2 separate regions of the Homo sapiens genome follow, and region 2 is linked to region 1. Evidence: chromatin loops called from intact Hi-C (ENCODE). Cell type or tissue: OCI-LY7. All regions are shown on one strand. Each heading gives the region's core, and the rest is flanking DNA. Links, peaks and the distances in the headings are about the cores only. Region 1 holds the start of TRG-CCC5-1 (tRNA-Gly (CCC) 5-1). Region 2 holds the start of LOC124903856 (putative protein FAM231BP).

Region 1 (7,364 bases), core at 1-5,000:
CGAGTTAATGGGTGCAGCACACCAACATGGCACATGTATACATATGTAACAAACCTGCACGTTGTGCACATGTACCTTAAAACTTAAAGTATAATTTAAAAAACGTCAAAACAAGACTCAATTCTTGAATATATAAGAGAACTTTTGTAAGTCAGTAATATAGAGCTAAGCCAAATAAAATAGGGCAAAATATTCGAATAGGCCTTTGCAAAGGAGAGTTTCTTATATGCTGGAAGCCATAAGAAAATATGCTTCATAGGATTGCTCATTAGGCAAATACAAATTAATTCCACACTGAGATAGCACTAACCACTCACCAGTGTATGGCTACTTTTTTTTTTTTTCTGAGACAGGGTCTCATTCTGTCACGCAAGCTGGAGTGCAATGGTGCGATCTTGACTCACTGCAACATCCCCCTCCGGAGTAGCTGGGACTACAGGTGCATGCCACCATGCCCAGCTAATTTTTGTATTTTGAGTAGAGACAGGGTTTTGCCATGTTGGCCAGCCTGGTCTGAGAGCATAGCTACATTTAACAAAGTTAGTACACCAAATGCTGACAAGAATTTGGTGCCACTTCAACTGTCATCGCTGGCGAAAAAGCATTCTAGAAGACTGGCAATTTATACTGATGTTAAACTTATACTCAGGTCATGACCCAGCAATTGAAGGACTTCCATGAATCTCAAGTGCACACAAAGACTGTTATAAGAATATTCAGCACAAGAAATCAATAACCCCAAAATTGAGAAGTGATCTATGAAACTACGTGGATATATCTCATGAGTATAATGAATGTAACTGGAGAAAAAGGCCAGACACAAAACATATGTACATTCACTCATGTGAACTTTAAGAACAGGCAATTGTAACCTGTGGGAATAGACATCAGAATAGTGATAACTAAGAGGACACAGGGTGGGAATCACCTGGACAGGGGCTCTAACAGGCCTTTCTCAGATGATGGCAATTTTCTATAACTTGAGCTGGGTGGTGATAACATTGATCAAAACTAAACAAATTGCACTAAAGATTTGTGCACTTTATGTGAACTGTAGCTTCTTTACTGTTCTCATTGCTTGAACCTCGGAGACACAGGTTGCAGTGAGCCGAGATTGAGCCACGGCACTCCAGCCTGGGTGACAGAACAAGACTACGTCTCAAAAATAATGATAATAGTAATAATTTACTGTTCTCATAAAAATTAGCAGATGGGGAATGGAGGCAAGCCTGTGCAGACCATGACAACTAGTTTAGATTTTATTGTCAGCTCATTAAAAACTCGTTCTCGTTTTGTGTTTTTAAAAAATTCCACTGATACAGCCGTTTTCTCTACCGAAAAAGACTATAACCGCATTATTTCACCAGTGGAAGCTACAGACAAAGGGCCCTTGAGAGGCGGCATCTTCACCTACGGGAATTTTTCCTGCTCAATTGTGAGACAAAGAGCATGTCCAAGTTTTCCTATCGGCCAGGCCGCCCCCTAGTTTCTGCGCTGTGGGCTAAACTCCAGAAGCTGGCGCCCTTCGGGGCCAGAGGTTTACTCTGCTCTCTGGAGGCTGCTAGGATTAAAGGCAAAGCAAACGACAGGTCTATTAGCCACAATCGCAGGCTAGAAAACACTACTGTGACTCAGATTAGAACCCAGGTTGTGGCAACCACAACTACAAGTATTAACCACTACACGACCACAAAGCCTGCTGACAAGCATTGCACTTCTTCTATTTTTTGAATGTAAAAACACTCACACTATTTTATCTGCTTTATTCTTGGACGCCGCCGATTTTCGTGCTTTTCTCTCTTTCATGCGCTTCTCCGTTTCTCTCCCCATTCTGCTACATAATTTTAAAAAAATCTCATCTCCCAGGATCCACCCACTGCCTCTACAACAAGCCTCCTGGGAGGTCTCTTTGTCCCATTGACATCTCTGCCTTCTTTCGCTGCTTTTTTTTTTTTTTTTTGACGCAGTCTCGCTCTGTCGCCCAGGTGGAGTGCAGTAGCGCAATCTTGGCTCACTGCAACCTCTGCCTCCTGGGTTCAAGCGATTCTCCTGCCTCAGCCTCCCAAGTAGCCGGAATAGCAGGTGCATGCCACCACATTCGGCTAATTTTTGTATTTTTAGTAGAGACGGGATTTTTCCATGTTAGCCAGGCTGGTCTTGAACTCTTGACCTCAAGCGATCCATCCGCCTCGGCCTCACACAGTGCTGGGATTACAGGCATGAGCCAACGTGCCCGGCCAAATTTCAGGCCAACACCTGTTGACAGACATTGCCAGACACACGGAATCCCTCGCAGAACACCGATGGGCCCACAAAGCACGCGGAGGCCGCGGCCGCTGACGATGTGAGCAAATTCGGTTCACGGTGTCTGGGGTACAGCCCTGAGGGTCCACTGGCCACCTCTGCGCAAGGACCAGTCCCCGCCGCTCCCCTCATCTCCACGCAGATTCTTCCCCACACACCTTCCCTTTCTTTGGGCCGCTGAAGCCTCTTGGACCTCTGACGTGACTGTCCTGCCCGCAGCTTCTCTCCTTCCAAGAGCGTCATTTCTTGATCCTCTCTACAGTGGCTCAGCAGTAAGCCCAAGGTCCAGCACGCGAATCAGGAACCTGATGATTCTTCGGGTTTGCAGGGATCCGCCCCGTGAATAGATGAAAGTAACAGGTACCAATATCAAAACTGCAGTGACTCACCGGAAAGACTTCGTGCTTGCCACTTTGCTAAGCTGTTTGAGTCCAACAATTGCATGGGTCCTGGGTTAGTGTCCTGAATGTCTCTTGCCGCTACTCTCGTGAGTAATGTTGTCACTTTACCTTGTGGTGGCCAAGCCCCTAAATGCACTATTAGGTTATGCAGTATAATTTTGCAGCGTAAAAGACGGGTAAAAGGCCATAATGAAATGAAGAAGTACCTGCTGCATTGGCCGGGAATTGAACCCGGGTCTCCCACGTGGGAGGCGAGAATTCTACCACTGCACCACCAAGGCCTCTACACACCCACGGCCTGGGGGATAAGAGAAAAGAGTATCCAAAAAGACTTAGAACCTTCCAACCGCCTTTTTCAAGTGTCGACTAAAAGCTAACAAACATATCCAAACCAAATGTTTTTATAGGAAACTTTTACTAGACAAAGTTATAAATATCAAAATAGCTCATTTGGTGGATCAAACTCTTAAGTCTGAAAAAGGTCTTTCTACCTGCATTATAAACCCCTATAATAAAACATCAGAAATTCATTCATGTTTCTTTTTTCTAATCTTAAATCTTCCATTGTCAATCTCAAACTGCTGCCTTAGAGGTTCTGAGAAGGTAACCTAACTGGTAGTTTAGGTAAATAAAGTTCAAATCCAGGGAGGAAACAAGAAGCAGAAGCAGAATTAGAAGAAAGACGAAATAAAAGGACAGAATCAATGTACAGATAATGAAGAAACAAAGGTTGGTCCACTAAGTTAGTCTTTTGTCGCTGGTTTTTTTGGCAAAAGAGTAATGATCGGTCTCGTAATCATTATAATACTATTATTTGTCTGCTTGAAGATGTATAAAGCATTTGAAGGAAATGTGGTGTGAAAAGATTAAGAACCCTTGCCGTCAATGTTTCCTTGTTTGGGAGAATCCCATTTCCTAAGTTAATATGCTTTGATGTATTAGCTATGAAAGGAGTAGACTAGTTTAAGGAAATATTGACGGTCAAAATATTAACATATTAGTCTTTTGATGAAGTTCAAATAGTAGAGAGATTTCTTTCCTCAATTTTCAACGGAGACATTCAACTGAAGAGACAAATCCAGAGTTTTCCCCACATGTTGGGTCTGGGAGTCATTATGACTTTTTCAAAGACAGGAGCTGTGACATGGAATCATGCTTCTTCTCTAGCTGAGAAGCCAAGCTAGGTCCAGGCTGCGTCATAAACTTGAGCCCACCAAGGAAATCACCCTTCACATTGACCTCGCAGAGCTTTGGCTGTTCTCTGTTCTTTGCCCAACACCCAAGACACACACCAGCTCTGGCCAACAAACCTTAACATATGATCTATATCCACCAGAGCTATATTTATTCCCAAATCTCCTTCTAAAATACAAACCTGTACTTTCTACTCTCAACTTCTAAATTTACAAAGGCCTCATATGCATCTCAGAGTCATAGATGCTAAAACTTAACCGGTTTTCTGAGGATTATTTGGGGAAGGGGTATGCATTCAAAATCTTTTGTATGTAGATAATTCGTGTGGTTTCAGATTATTGACTCTACAAGTTCCAGATGCAGATTTAGAATCTTTTAAAAAAATATTTTGTTTTTGTCTCGCAAATCAGCCAGATCTGCAACTTATCAGAGTAAAGCGAAGCCCAGCGGGACACTTAGGAAATGCATTAAGATGTCATCCACTTTCAGTGTCAGCCTATGAAAATTCAGGCGACAGAAGAGAATGAAGAGAATCTTAAGGAATTTCTGGAACCAAAGCTAACATTAAGCAGGCCTCTTGCTGGCAGACCAGTGGAAACTGTAGCCTGGTCAACAATCTGTCTAGATTGAGGAGGTCTAAAGTGTAGCCACAGGTTCAACTACTTTTCTGTTTGTTTCCCAACCTCGATTAAACTCACTAAATTTAGGGACAAAAAGAAAAACCAAAAAACCATGTTTCCCTCCAGTCTCGAGCCAAGGGTCTTTCACATGTGAGGCAAACATGATAACCACTATACTACAGAAACTGCACATACACTGGAAAAGGCAAAACATAATCATGAAAATCTGAGGTCAGCCATTTCTATTATCGTTTCCAAAGTAAGAAATTCAACTGCATTTTGAAATTCGACTGAAAAAAGCCCAATAAGCACCAGCCATCAAGAAGACTATGGCTCCCAGTAGGCCCAGGCTTAGCGTTCCGCACCTACCCCCAACACGAAGACCACGGGGACCCACACCCGGGCTTCGGGATCCCGCATCCTCCCCCGGGTATCCAGTTCCAGAACTAAGCGCCGTGTGCGGGATCCTTCCGGCTGACACTCTTGGCTCCCAGAAGCTCCAGAAGCTGCAGAAGCCGGCGGGCTTTGAGCTTCCGAGCCCCGGGCGCCCCGTGCCTCGCAGGAGTGTGGACGCCGCCCTTCCAGGGATGCGGACCCCGCCTCGGGGCCTTTTCCCCGGCGCCAGCTGTCAGAGCTCTTGGCTCTTCGCGTCCTCCCAGGAACCGTAGGACCCTCCTTGCCCTCCCTTCCGCAGGCCGAGGGGCGCGAGCTGCGGGCTCTTTCCTCACGGACCCTTTGGCCTCAGCGCCTCGACGTCTTTCTCCCAAAGGGCATCCTTCACTGCTGCTGTCTCTTAGTCTGCCCCACTCAATTTAAGTAATAGTTAATCACACTTCCAGATTTCAGCAGGTACCGTAGCAAAGGCTGTGTCTCAGGGCACTTGGCTGTTTGAAAATATGGGCACATCAACTCAGGCCAAGCCACCGAGTACAAAACCCTGGAAGACCCGGGGGCAGCCCACTTAGATTTCACGATCGCTCCTCTCTCCCTCGTCGGTCTTCTGATTCTTCCTGAAGGGCAGTTTCATTTTACCCTTTACAAAACTGAAACGTCTTATATGTGCTTTTTGTAATTTTTCTGTTCAATAAGGTTTTGGAGTGCGGATTTTAACCTAAGAGGGACAAAGAGATAAAGGCGGTTTTCACAGAAAGCGTCTCGATGGATTTTCACGTTCACCTGGCAGCAGATGGCCAACAGGCAGAAAGAGTCTCTTTTTGCTTGAAGACATTAAAATCAATCTCTCTCCCCCCCCCTTCCCCCCTCTCTCTCTCTATGCCAAAAATTAGCTTCTTGGGAGGCCGAGGCAGGAGAATCGCTTGAACCCGGGAGGCAGAGGTCGCAGTGAGCCGAGATCGTGCCACTGCACTCCAGCCTGGACGACAGAGCAAGAGTGTCTCAAAAGTTTGGAGAAGAAGGTGCCATTTTCCCTAGTTGCTTTTCTTATTGCAGTGGTGACCGCATTGCCTTCAAACCTGAAGTCCGAGTGCTTCCACCCTGGGGAATATGCAGACCGCTGGGTCACTGGACGCCAGGCCGCGGTGCTGGCCTAGTTCTGCTTTTGGCTTTCAATGCAGTCGGCGGAGGCGACTGGACCTCACCAGAGACTGGTGGGATGTTACCCTCACCAGCGACTGGAGGGCCGAGCTCCCAAAGAGGCCTACTTCATGATAGCCTTGAATCAGGAAATTTCATGAAATCCCACCCCTCTACTGCCCCATTCCCATATTCTATCTCCTCCCCATATTCTATCATCTCCTCCCCTGCCCACTCTGAGAGGATTCGCCGCCTTTCTGTCGCGTCTGGACCCTTTGGAGTCCCACATGGACAAGACAAAATGGGCACTGCCTTTTCCTACAGGAGCGGGAGGAGCCCTCACGGCGGAGGAAACACAGGCTCACAGAGCGCATCCCCACACACCTGAGCCCTGCCGGGTTCCAGAAAACCCAACAAAGCACTCTCTGAAGCTTCTCTTGGATATGTACCCAGAAATAGGGTTCCTGGATCATAGGGTAGATTCTATTTTTAGTTTTTTGAGGAAACTCCATACTGTTTTCCACACCAGCTGTACTAATTTACATACCTATTCACAATGTGTGTGTTCCCTTTTCTCTGCATTATGTCTAACACATCATTCACCTTTTTGACAAATGCCACTCTAACAGGTGTGAGATGATATTCATTATGGTTTTAATTTGCATTTCCCTAATGATTAATGATGCTGAGCATTTGAGAAAAGCTAATTTTTAATGCCTTAATGTTGAGAACTGACAACATTGTTGTGAAAGATAGGAAGCAATAAGGTAAAAACAAAACAATGTCATTCAAACAGGATATCAGATTTGCACATAGGCCTTTGTGGGGCAAATGGGAACCCAGCGCACAAAAAGTTGAATTATATGGAAGCAATATCACAAATGAGTTAGGAAATGTGAAAAAAATAACCAATAAGAGAGATATAATTAAAAATAGACCTAATGGATTCACACTATCACTACAAATACTGGAAGCCCTGGGGTTTCATTTGGGGGAAAGAAATATTTGCTTTCATACACGATCAAAACTAATGAAAAAGCTAGATCCTGAGTTACTTTTCAGGCCTTTACGTTTAAAACTTAAAGTTAGCCAAAGAAAGTCCACTTTGAGATGGAAATATGAAAACCCGAATTAGCCTGGGGAAAAATCAAACCCCTAGGCACTGTTTGATTTTCTCACTTTAAAGTGGGAAATTAGATCAGATGTACCTTAAGGTTTTTCTGGTGTTAACACTCATGGTTCATCATTTTTTTCTTTTTAAAGAAAATAGGTATATTGAAACCAATAGAACAAGATAATATATATTCAGAAG
Region 2 (9,728 bases), core at 2,571-7,570, 190 kb after region 1:
ATCTATTCACTGGAAGGATCCCTGCAAACCCGAAGAACCATCAGGTTCCTGATTCGCGTGCTGGACCTTGGGCTTACCGTTGAGCCACTATGGAGAGGATCAAGAAATGACGCTCTTGGAAGGAGAGAAGCTGCGGGCAGGACAGTCACCTCAGAGGTCCAAGAGGCGTCAGCGGCCCAAAGAAAGGGGTGGTGTGTGGGCAAGAATCTGCGTGGAGATGAGGGGAGCGGCGGAGACTGGTCCTTGCGCAGAGGCGGCCAGTAGACCCTCAGGGCTGTACCCCAGACACCGTGAACCGAATTTGCTCACATCGTCAGCGACCGCGGCCTCCGCGTGTTTTGTGGGCCCATCGGTGTTCCCCGAGAGATTCCGTGTGTCTGGCAATGTGTGTCAACAGGTGTTGGCCTGAAATTTGGCCGGGCACGGTGGCTCACGCCTGTAATCCCAGCACTTTGTGAGGCCGAGGCGGATGGATCGCTTGAGGTCAAGAGTTCAAGACCAGCCTGGCTAACATGGGAAAATCCCGTCTCTACTAAAAATACAAAAATTAGCCAAATGTGGTGGCATGCACCTGCTATTCCGGCTACTTGGGAGGCTGAGGCAGGAGAATCGCTTGAACTCAGGAGGCGGAGGTTGCAGTGAGCCAAGATCGCGCTACTGCAGTCCAGCCTGGGCGACAGAGCGAGACTCCGTCAAAAAAGAAAGAAAAAAAAAAAGCAGCGAAAGAAGGCAGAGATGTCAATGGGACAAAGAGACCTCCCAGGAGGCTTGTTGTAGAGGCAGTGGTCGGATCCTGAGAGATGAGATTTTTTTTTTAATTATGTAGCAGAATGGGGAGAGAAAGGGAGAAGCGCACGAAAGACAGAAAAGCACGAAAATCTGCGGACGTCCAACAATAAAGCAGATAAAATAGTGTGAGTGTTTTTACATTCAAAACATAGAAGTGCAATGCTTGTCAGCAGGCTTTGTGGTCGTGTAGTAGTTAATACTTGTAGTTGTGGTTGCCACAACCTGGGTTCTAATCTGAGTCACAGTAGTGTTTTCTAACCTGCAACTGTGGCTAATAGACCTGTCGTTTGCTTTGCCTTTAATCCTAGCAGCCTCCAGAGAGCAGAGTAAACCTCTGGCCCTGAAGGGCGCCAGCTTCTGGAGTTTAGCCCACAGCGCAGAAACTAGGGGGCGGCCTGGCCGATAGGAAAACTTGGACATGCTCTTTGTCTCACAATTGAGCAGGAAAAATTCCCGTAGGTGAAGATGCCGCCTCTCAAGGGCCCTTTGTCTGTAGCTTCCACTGATGAAATAATGCGGTTATAGTCTTTTCTGGTAGAGAAAACGGCTGTATCAGTGGAATTTTTTAAAAACACAAAACGAGGACGAGTTTTTAATGAGCTGACAATAAAATCTAAACTAGTTGTCATGGTCTGCACAGGCTTGCCTCCATTCCCCATCTGCTAATTTTTATGAGAACAGTAAATTATTACTATTATTATTGTTTTTGAGACGTAGTCTTGTTCTGTCACCCAGGCTGGAGTGCCGTGGCTCAATCTCGGCTCACTGCAACCTGTGTCTCCCAGGTTCAAGCAATGAGAACAGTAAAGAAGCTACAGTTCACATAAAGTGCACAAATCTTTAGTGCAATTTGTTTAGTTTTGATCAATGTTATCACCACCCAGCTCAAGTTATAGAAAATTGCCATCATCTGAGAAAGGCCTGTTAGAGCCCCTGTCCAGGTGATTCCCACCCTGTGTCCTCTTAGTTATCACTATTCTGATGTCTATTCCCACAGGTTACAATTGCCTGTTCTTAAAGTTCACATGAATGAATGTACATATGTTTTGTGTCTGGCCTTTTTTCTGCAGTTACATTCATTATACTCATGAGATATATCCATGTAGTTTCATAGATCACTTCTCAATTTTGGGGTTATTGAATTCTTGTGCTGAATATTCTTATAACAGTCTTTGTGTGCACTTGAGATTCATGGAAGTCCTTCAATTGCTGGGTCATGACCTGAGTATAAGTTTAACATCAGTATAAATTGCCAGTCTTCTAGAATGTTTTTCACCAGCGATGACAGTTGAAGTGGCACCAAATTCTTGTCAGCATTTGGTGTACTAACTTTGTTAAATGTAGCTATGCTCTCAGACCAATCTGGCCAACATGGCGAAACCCTGTCTCTACTCAAAATACAAAAATTAGCCGGGCATGGTGGCATGCACCTGTAGTCCCAGCTACTCCAGAGGGGGATGTTGCGGTGAGTCAAGATCGCACCATTGCACTCCAGCTTGGGTGACAGAATGAGACCCTGTCTCAGAAAAAAAAAAAAAAAAGTAGCCATACACTGGTGAGTAGTTAGTGCTATCTCAGTGTGGAATTAATTTGTATTTGCCTAATGAGCAATCCTATGAAGCATACTTTCTTGTGGCTTCCAGCATATAAGAAACTCTCCTTTGCAAAGGACTATTCAAATATTTTGCCCTATTTTATTTGGCTTAGCTCTATATTACTGATTTACAAAAGTTCTCTTGTATATTCAAGAATTGAGTCTTTTTTTTGACTTTTTTTATTATACTTTAAGTTTTAGGGTACATGTGCACAACATGCAGGTTTGTTACATATGTATACATGTGCCATGTTGGTGTGCTGCACCCATTAACTCGTCATTTACATTAGGTATATCTCCTAATGCTATCCCTCCCCCTCCCCCCACCCCACAACAGGCCCTGGTGTGTGATGTTCCCCTTCCTGTGTCCAAGTGTTCTCATTGTTCAATTCCCACCTATGAGTGAGAACATGCAGTTCTTGGTTTTTCGTCCTTGCGATAGTTTGCTGAGAACGATGGTTTCCAGCTTCATCCGTGTCCCTACAAAGGACATGAACTCATCAATTTTTATGGCTGCATAGTATTCCATGGTGTATATGTGCCACATTTTCTTCATCTAGTCTATCATTGTTGGACATTTGGGTTGGTTCCAAGTCTATGCTATTGTGAATAGTGCCGCAATAAACATACGTGTGCATGTGTCTTTATAGCAGCATGATTTATAATCCTTTGGCATTTATAATCATTTATAATAATCATTTATTTATAATCATATAAATCAAATAAATATATAATTTATTTATAATCATTTGGCTTTTAGCAGCATGATTTATATACCCAGTAATGGGATGGCTGCGTCAAATGGTATTTCTAGTTCTAGATCCCTGAGGAATCACCATACTGACTTCCACAACGGTTGAACTAGTTTACAGTCCCACCAACAGTGTAAAAGTGTTCCTATTTCTCCACATCCTCTCCAGCACCTGTTGCTTCCTGACTTTTTGATGATCGCCATTCTAACTGGTGTGAGATGGTATCTCATTGTGGTTTTGATTTGCATTTCCCTGATGGCCGCTGATGATGAGGATTTTTTCATGTGTCTTTTGGCTGCATAAATGTCTTCTGAGAAGTGTCTGTTCATATCCTTCGCCCACTTGTTGATGGGGTTCTTTGTTGTTTTCTTGCAAATTTGTTTGTGTTCTTTGTAGATTCTGATGAATCTACAGATGAGTAGATTGCAAAAATTTTCTCCCATTCTGTAGGTTGCCTGTTCACTGTGATGATAGTTTCTTTTGCTGCACAGAAGCTCTTAAGTTTAATTAGATCCCATTTGTCAATTTTGGCTTTTGTTGCCATTGCTTTTGCTGTTTTAGACATGAAGTCCTTGCCCATGCCTATGTCCTGAATGGTATTGCCTAGGTTTTCTTCTAGGCTTTTTATGGTTTTAGGTCTGACATTTAAGTCTTTAATCCATCTTGAATTAATTTTTGTATAAGGTGTAATGAAGGGATCCAGTTTCAGCTTTCAACATATGGCTAGCTAGTTTTCCCAGCACCATTTATTAAATAGGGAATCCTTTCCCCATTTCTTGTTTTTGTCAGGTTTGTCAAAGATCAGATAGTTGTAGATGTGTGGCATTATTTCTGAGGGCTCTGTTCTCCTCCATTGGTCTATATCTCTGTTTTGGTACCAGTACCATGCTGTTTTGGTTACTGTAGACTTGTAGTATCATTTGAAGTCAGGTAGCGTGATGCCTCCAGCTTTGTTCTTTTGGCTTAGGATTGACTTGGTGATGCGGGCTCTCTTTTGGTTCCATATGAACTTTAAAGTAGTTTTTTCCAATTCTGTGAAGAAAGTCATTGGTAGCTTGATGGGGATGGCATGGAATCTACAAATTACCTTGGGCAGTATGACCATTTTCACGATATTGATTCTTCCTACCCATGAGCATGGAATGTTCTTCCATTTGTTTGTATCCTCTTTTATTTTGTTGAGCAGTGTTTTGTAGTTCTCCTTGAAGAGGTCCTTCACATCCCTTGTAAGTTGGATTCCTAGGTATTTTATTCTCTTTGAAGCAATTGTGAATGGGAGTTCCCTCATGATTTGGCTCTCTGTTTGTCTGTTATTGGTGTATAAGAATGCTTGTGATCTTTGCACAAGAATTTTGTATCCTGAGGAGTCATTTTTAAAATAAATATATTGCAAATGACTTTTCCCAGTCAGTGAAAAGTCTGACTGAAAGCTGTCAACTGAAAAATCACACAATTTATAAATTTAGAAGGGAGATTTTATTTTTTATAAATGGTTACAGCCTGCAAGGTGGCCATTCCCACAGACTGGGAGGCATACCCTCCTGCTGAAACCGAAAAGTAGGTTTCCAGGGAGGGGAGGGGGGAACAGGGATTTATGTTGATGTGGTGGGCCACATATGCATATTCAACAGGGAATAGGAGGAGCTCTGAATATTCATGAAGGGATCCTGCTGCATGCATGCTGAGTAAACAAGCCTGTTACATGCAACCCATGTTCACTTTGGGGTGGAGATGACATTTAAATACATTATAATTAGGCCCTATGCTTCAAAAGGGGAAGTAGGGACACAAAGGCAGTCAAGTGCACAGCCTCTGTAAACCGTCCAGAACCCGTCCACAGCCAGTGCTCTCTTATCAAGGGGAAGTTACTGAAATCAGTCTCTTGTCCAATCAAAGCTGTAGTTATGGCTTGTGTAGGGAGGGCTCAGTCAGTTTATGCTAATGGGTGAGCTGCAAGTGCTTCAGCATTGCTTATCTCAAGGCCAGTGCTTGTTTAGCTAGAGGAAAAAAAGGAAGAAGAAAAAAACCTGTGGCAATTAGAACATAGTTTATTCTTTAAGTTGAGGGGTGCATGACTTAACCTTGCCTGGCATGGCCTTAGGTCTTGTTTATAATATGGTATCTTACTACTGTAAGGACTCTGTTCTGTCAGTCTTAGGATCTCTATTTTAACAATAATGCTGGTCAGTTGTGTCTAAACCACAAAGGGAGAGAGTATAAGGAGAGGTGTCTGAGCTTCCAAGTACTGGCCAGGAACTCAGTATTTAAGACTTCTCTGGGGTCTCCTTGGCAAAGAAGCCATCTGTCCAGCTAGTTGGGTGGCTTCAGATTTTAATCTTAGTTCTGAAAGCATTTAATTTGATGAAATTTTGCCATATTTTTTCTTTATTTTTAAAGCCCGTCATGTTCTATAAAAATCTTTCTACTCAGGATGTGAATGGATTCTCTTAATTTTATCTCTCTATGAGTTCCAGCGTTTCAGTTTTAATTTTTAAATTGATGACATCTAAAATTCTACTCCTAACCAAAACATTTTTGGGGGTGACTAAGGACAACTCCAAAAATCTTCCATAAATGGAAGTAAGACTTACTCCTTAAAGAACTTTCTGGGATCCTGAGCTGCGGGGCACAGTGGCTTTAGTGCACCTCTGCTCTTAAGACTATTCAGAAATTGTCTTTGTGAACCCATCAGGCTGTTTCAAAATCAGCAATTTAGGGCTTGCTTGCAACACGCAGTTAAGCAGCAGCTGTTTTTTGGATCTCATGAGTGCCTGCATGCATACTTCCCTGGGAATTTTCTAAATTTGAATTCTCATGGTATTTCAAGTGGCTTAGTTGTCTCTTTCTTTTGCCTACAGCCACATACATACCACCAAATCCTGCACTCCAAGCTTCTCCTTCCTCACCCTGAACTCCCAACCTCCAGTTAGACAATCCACATCTTCCCACACCTGCCTCAGGCTCCATCAGGCCACTGTGCCTCCCGCAGCAACCAGGCCAGGGGGAATCTGGATTCCTATTACACTTCTGAGGAAGGTGATCAGGGGGCGTGGAGGATGTGGGTGGGAAGGGGTGAGATTGAGGGCAGGAGTAGACTGTGGTCTTCTGTCTTCTACCTCGTTGGCCCAGGTGCTGCTCTTCCTCCGGTTGTCTGCTTTCAGCCCTGTGTAGGGAATCAGGTCTGCGCCCTCATCTTCCTGACTCTCATTTTCTGAGGAACCTGAATGGATGAGCCGTCGCTCTTGTCCCACACATTCTGTCCAAAAGGTGCCCTCCTCTCTACTTGCTCCGGTGCCTGCTCTCTGAGCTCTGACACTCAGGCTGGGATGCCGCCCAGTACAGAAGCTCTGCAGCCCTGCAGGGCTCTGACTGTTCCACACCAGCAGGATAAAGGCCACAGGGCATGCTGTGGTCGAAAAGCATTCAGAGGTGTGGGCTGAAGGCCTCTCTTTCCACAGTCCCTTTGAACACCCCATGGAAGTCAGCACCCCTTTGAGGAACGAGGTGGCCCAAGGCCTGGCTTCACATGCAGGCCATTGGGTCCCAGTGGGTCCTCTCTGTGCCTGGTATAGCCAACGGCTTCATGCATCTTACCCGGTTTCCTCTCCTCCACCACCCAAGCTCCTCCTCGACCCCCTTGCTCAGCTGTTCTCAGGACAGCAAGATCCCCAGCCCTTGGAAAAGCCCCATCTCCAGTGCTTGGGGAGGGAGTTGGGTTCAGGTCGTCTAACCACAGAAGGACAGAGAACCTGAGGCAGGAGGAAATCCTTTCCCTTGCTGGGTCTCTTGGCACAACCCATCCAGGGGTCTGGGTCAGGGTCCAGGTATACTCTACCCTCCTATAGGACCTGGATTTTTAGGCCCCCGAGGTTGGTCAATGTGGAGTCTTTCCCACTGTTCACCTGGGAACTGAAGGAATATCCCATGGGGCCCTCTCTTACTCATTAGAGACACCCAGAAAATACTCCATCCAGCAGAAACTGGGCGCAGTGTACCAGACCACTATAATTATAACTGCAGGGTGTGGAGGTCAGACACGTTTTGTGGCTATTTTCTCTCTGTCTGTGACTTGCTTGCCTTTTCACTTTCTTAGTGGTATCTTTTGATGAGAAGGTGTGGCTAATGTTGATGAAGTCTCATTTATCATGTCTTTCTTATATATGTATTTTTTGTGTCCTGCTTGTTGGTAGGGTGATCTTTGCCTACCAACAAGTCACAAACTATCCTTGAAATGCTTTATATCTTTAACTTTTAAGTTTTGGTGTGTAATGCGGCTGAAATTACTTTTGTGTGTAGTGTGAGGGAGAATAACATTGTTGGTCTCCCCACATCCATATAAAAGTCCATTAATTGAAATGATTTATTTTCTTTTATTGAACTGCTTTTATTGAAAACCCATTTATTGACCGTATAGCTGTGGATCAGTTTCAAGTCTCTTAACTCAGTCTGTTTATCTATTTGTCACTCCTGATGCCTTGTCTGTAATAGCTTATAGTAAGCCTTAAAGTCAGATAGTACAAGTCCTTGTTCTTTTTTACACATTGCAATAATTTTTGAAATAGGTAATAACTCATAAAACCATCACACACATCAGGATATGCTGTCACTTCATCCCTTTCTGACATGGTTTGGCCGTGCCCTCACCCAAATCTCAACTTGAATTGTATCTCCCAGAATTCCCATGTGTTGTGGGAGGGACCTAGGAGGAGGTAATTGAATCATGGGGGTGGGTCTTTCCTGTGCTATTCTCCTGACAGTGAATAAGTCTCACTATCTGCTGGGTTTATCAGGGGTTTCTGCTTTGGCTTCTTCCTCATTTTCTCTTGCTGCTGCCTTGTAAGAAGTGCCTTTTGCCTCCCGCCATGATTCTGAGGCCTCCCCAGTCATATGGAAATGTAAGTCCAATTAAACCTCTTTTTCGTCCTGGACTATGTTATGTATTTGTCAGCGGCGTGAAAACGGACTAATACACTCTCATTTCTGAGTGGAACACATGCTGTCACTCACATATGCTGGTTGCTGACTTGTGACGGAAGATTCTCTATTGTACCCTCTGGGGACAATACATCTCCAGTTGCCTGCGGGGAGGATGAACATGCAAAAAATCCACAACACTCAGCACAGAGTCTGGATTTAGTCCCATTAGTCTGAATGGGACTAATGCCCTTATAAAAGGGACCTCGGGGAGCTCTCTCGCCCTCTTTCTGCCCCCTGAGGATACAATGAGGAGGTGGCAGTCTACAACCAGAACAAAAGGCCCTCACCATAAACCTACCATGTCGGCACCTTGATCTCGGACTTCCAACCTCCGGAACTGTGAGAAATCAATTTCTGTTGTGAATCAGCCACCCAGTTTATGTATGGTACGGTGTTAGAGAAGCCCGAACTAAGACACAGATGGAATCCCATGGAGAGTCTCTAATTTGCTAAGCTGGTCATCAGGCGGGATGTTGCCAGTTAGAAACAGGAAAAGCTGACATTTTGTGTATATGAAAGAAGATAGTGGACAGGCCCATTGTGTCGGCTTTGTCCGCCTTGGCAAACTGGAGACGGAAACTCGATTCACCATCGCCAGCCACGGGAGGACTGGGAGGACCTCCAGAGGAGGTTAGGTCGACTTCATGGTAACTTTAGATCCTGAAACCTCCCAGGATTTTTCTTGTCTTCCCTTTGATCTCTCTTCCGCCTACCCAACAGGACAGGACTCGACGCCTTTCTTTCCTGGCAGCAAGAGGTCCGTTGCGGACAAGACCAAAGTGAGCAGCTGGTTTCCCCTAAGTGTCCTTCCGGGCCTGGGCATCTCTGGAGCTCAGGCTGACCCGAGACCTAACTCCCGGCCAGTGGGACCAGCAGGAGCCTGGAAAAGCGCGCCCACCGGGGTGGAGGTTGGTCGCCGGGGGTCGAGAACCGCAGTCAAACCCTCTTCTTCCCCGGGCACCGCGCACCTGCCCCCGGGGATGCCGAAGGAAGTGGCCCATAAAGTTTCTCTGCAACCGAAAGAGGCCTGAAGCTCCAGGAGGGCCGAGAGGAGCCTCGTTGAGCGAACCCAGCCGTCTGCCTGGCTGGCCCTGGTCAACAGGCTCGGAAGAGGCCGATTTGGAGGACAGAACGGAAGAAAAGACCTAAAGGTTTCGAATCTCATGATGTAGAGATGTTAAAAGCCTCCAATCCTAAGGTCTGACTGTGCGGGGGAGCGAGGGGGTCTCAAGCTGGATCGACCCCTGAGCCTTCATCTGGAGAGTCCTCTGCACAAGCTCAGACAGCAGGACAACGCGCATCAGTGGTTCTCAAGAGGGGGCAACTTTGCCCTTACACGCCTCTCACCTCCACGCTGGGACACTAGGTCACGAATGGGGGAAGCGGGGAGGGAGAATGCTAACCCCCTGGCATGTATCTAGTCAGCGGAGGCGACGGCTGCTGCTAAACACCTTACAATCCACGGGAGGGCCCCTCCCCTACCCCGAAGTAGCCATTCCGCAGAGGTGGAGAGACTCGCGTGTAGCTCAATGCCCACGCACTTAGCCGATGGGAAATTACGAATTGATGACCAGTTGGCTCTTGGATCTGAGGAAAAAACTCCAGAGTCAGAGGGA

Evidence for each region. A loop is a pair of places that touch in the nucleus more often than their neighbours do. Peaks named below come from ENCODE experiments on the same cell type or tissue, not always from the same donor. Only the 100,000 strongest peaks of a DNase experiment are listed, where the experiment ranks them.
Region 2: it touches region 1 in a loop (7-fold over the local background); 5 of 110 quality-filtered maps call a loop at or near these places.

What each region holds. Positions count from the first base shown.
Region 1 is chr1:16,722,907-16,730,270 of GRCh38, reverse strand. TRG-CCC5-1 (tRNA-Gly (CCC) 5-1) reads right to left here and starts at 2,986; the gene lies at 2,916-2,986. It also overlaps the pseudogene TRV-CAC13-1. RefSeq lists enhancers at 1,764-2,373, 2,374-2,985. In OCI-LY7, for the core only: no CTCF peak of the experiment used is centred there; a DNase peak (open chromatin) is centred at 2,860.
Region 2 is chr1:16,535,949-16,545,676 of GRCh38, reverse strand. LOC124903856 (putative protein FAM231BP) reads right to left here and starts at 6,691. Exons shown (of 1, transcript XM_047436898.1): 1 at 6,014-6,691. The coding sequence starts at 6,611. The coding sequence ends at 6,102. RefSeq lists an enhancer at 8,537-9,383. In OCI-LY7, for the core only: no CTCF peak of the experiment used is centred there; a DNase peak (open chromatin) is centred at 5,055; H3K27ac peaks cover 749 bases.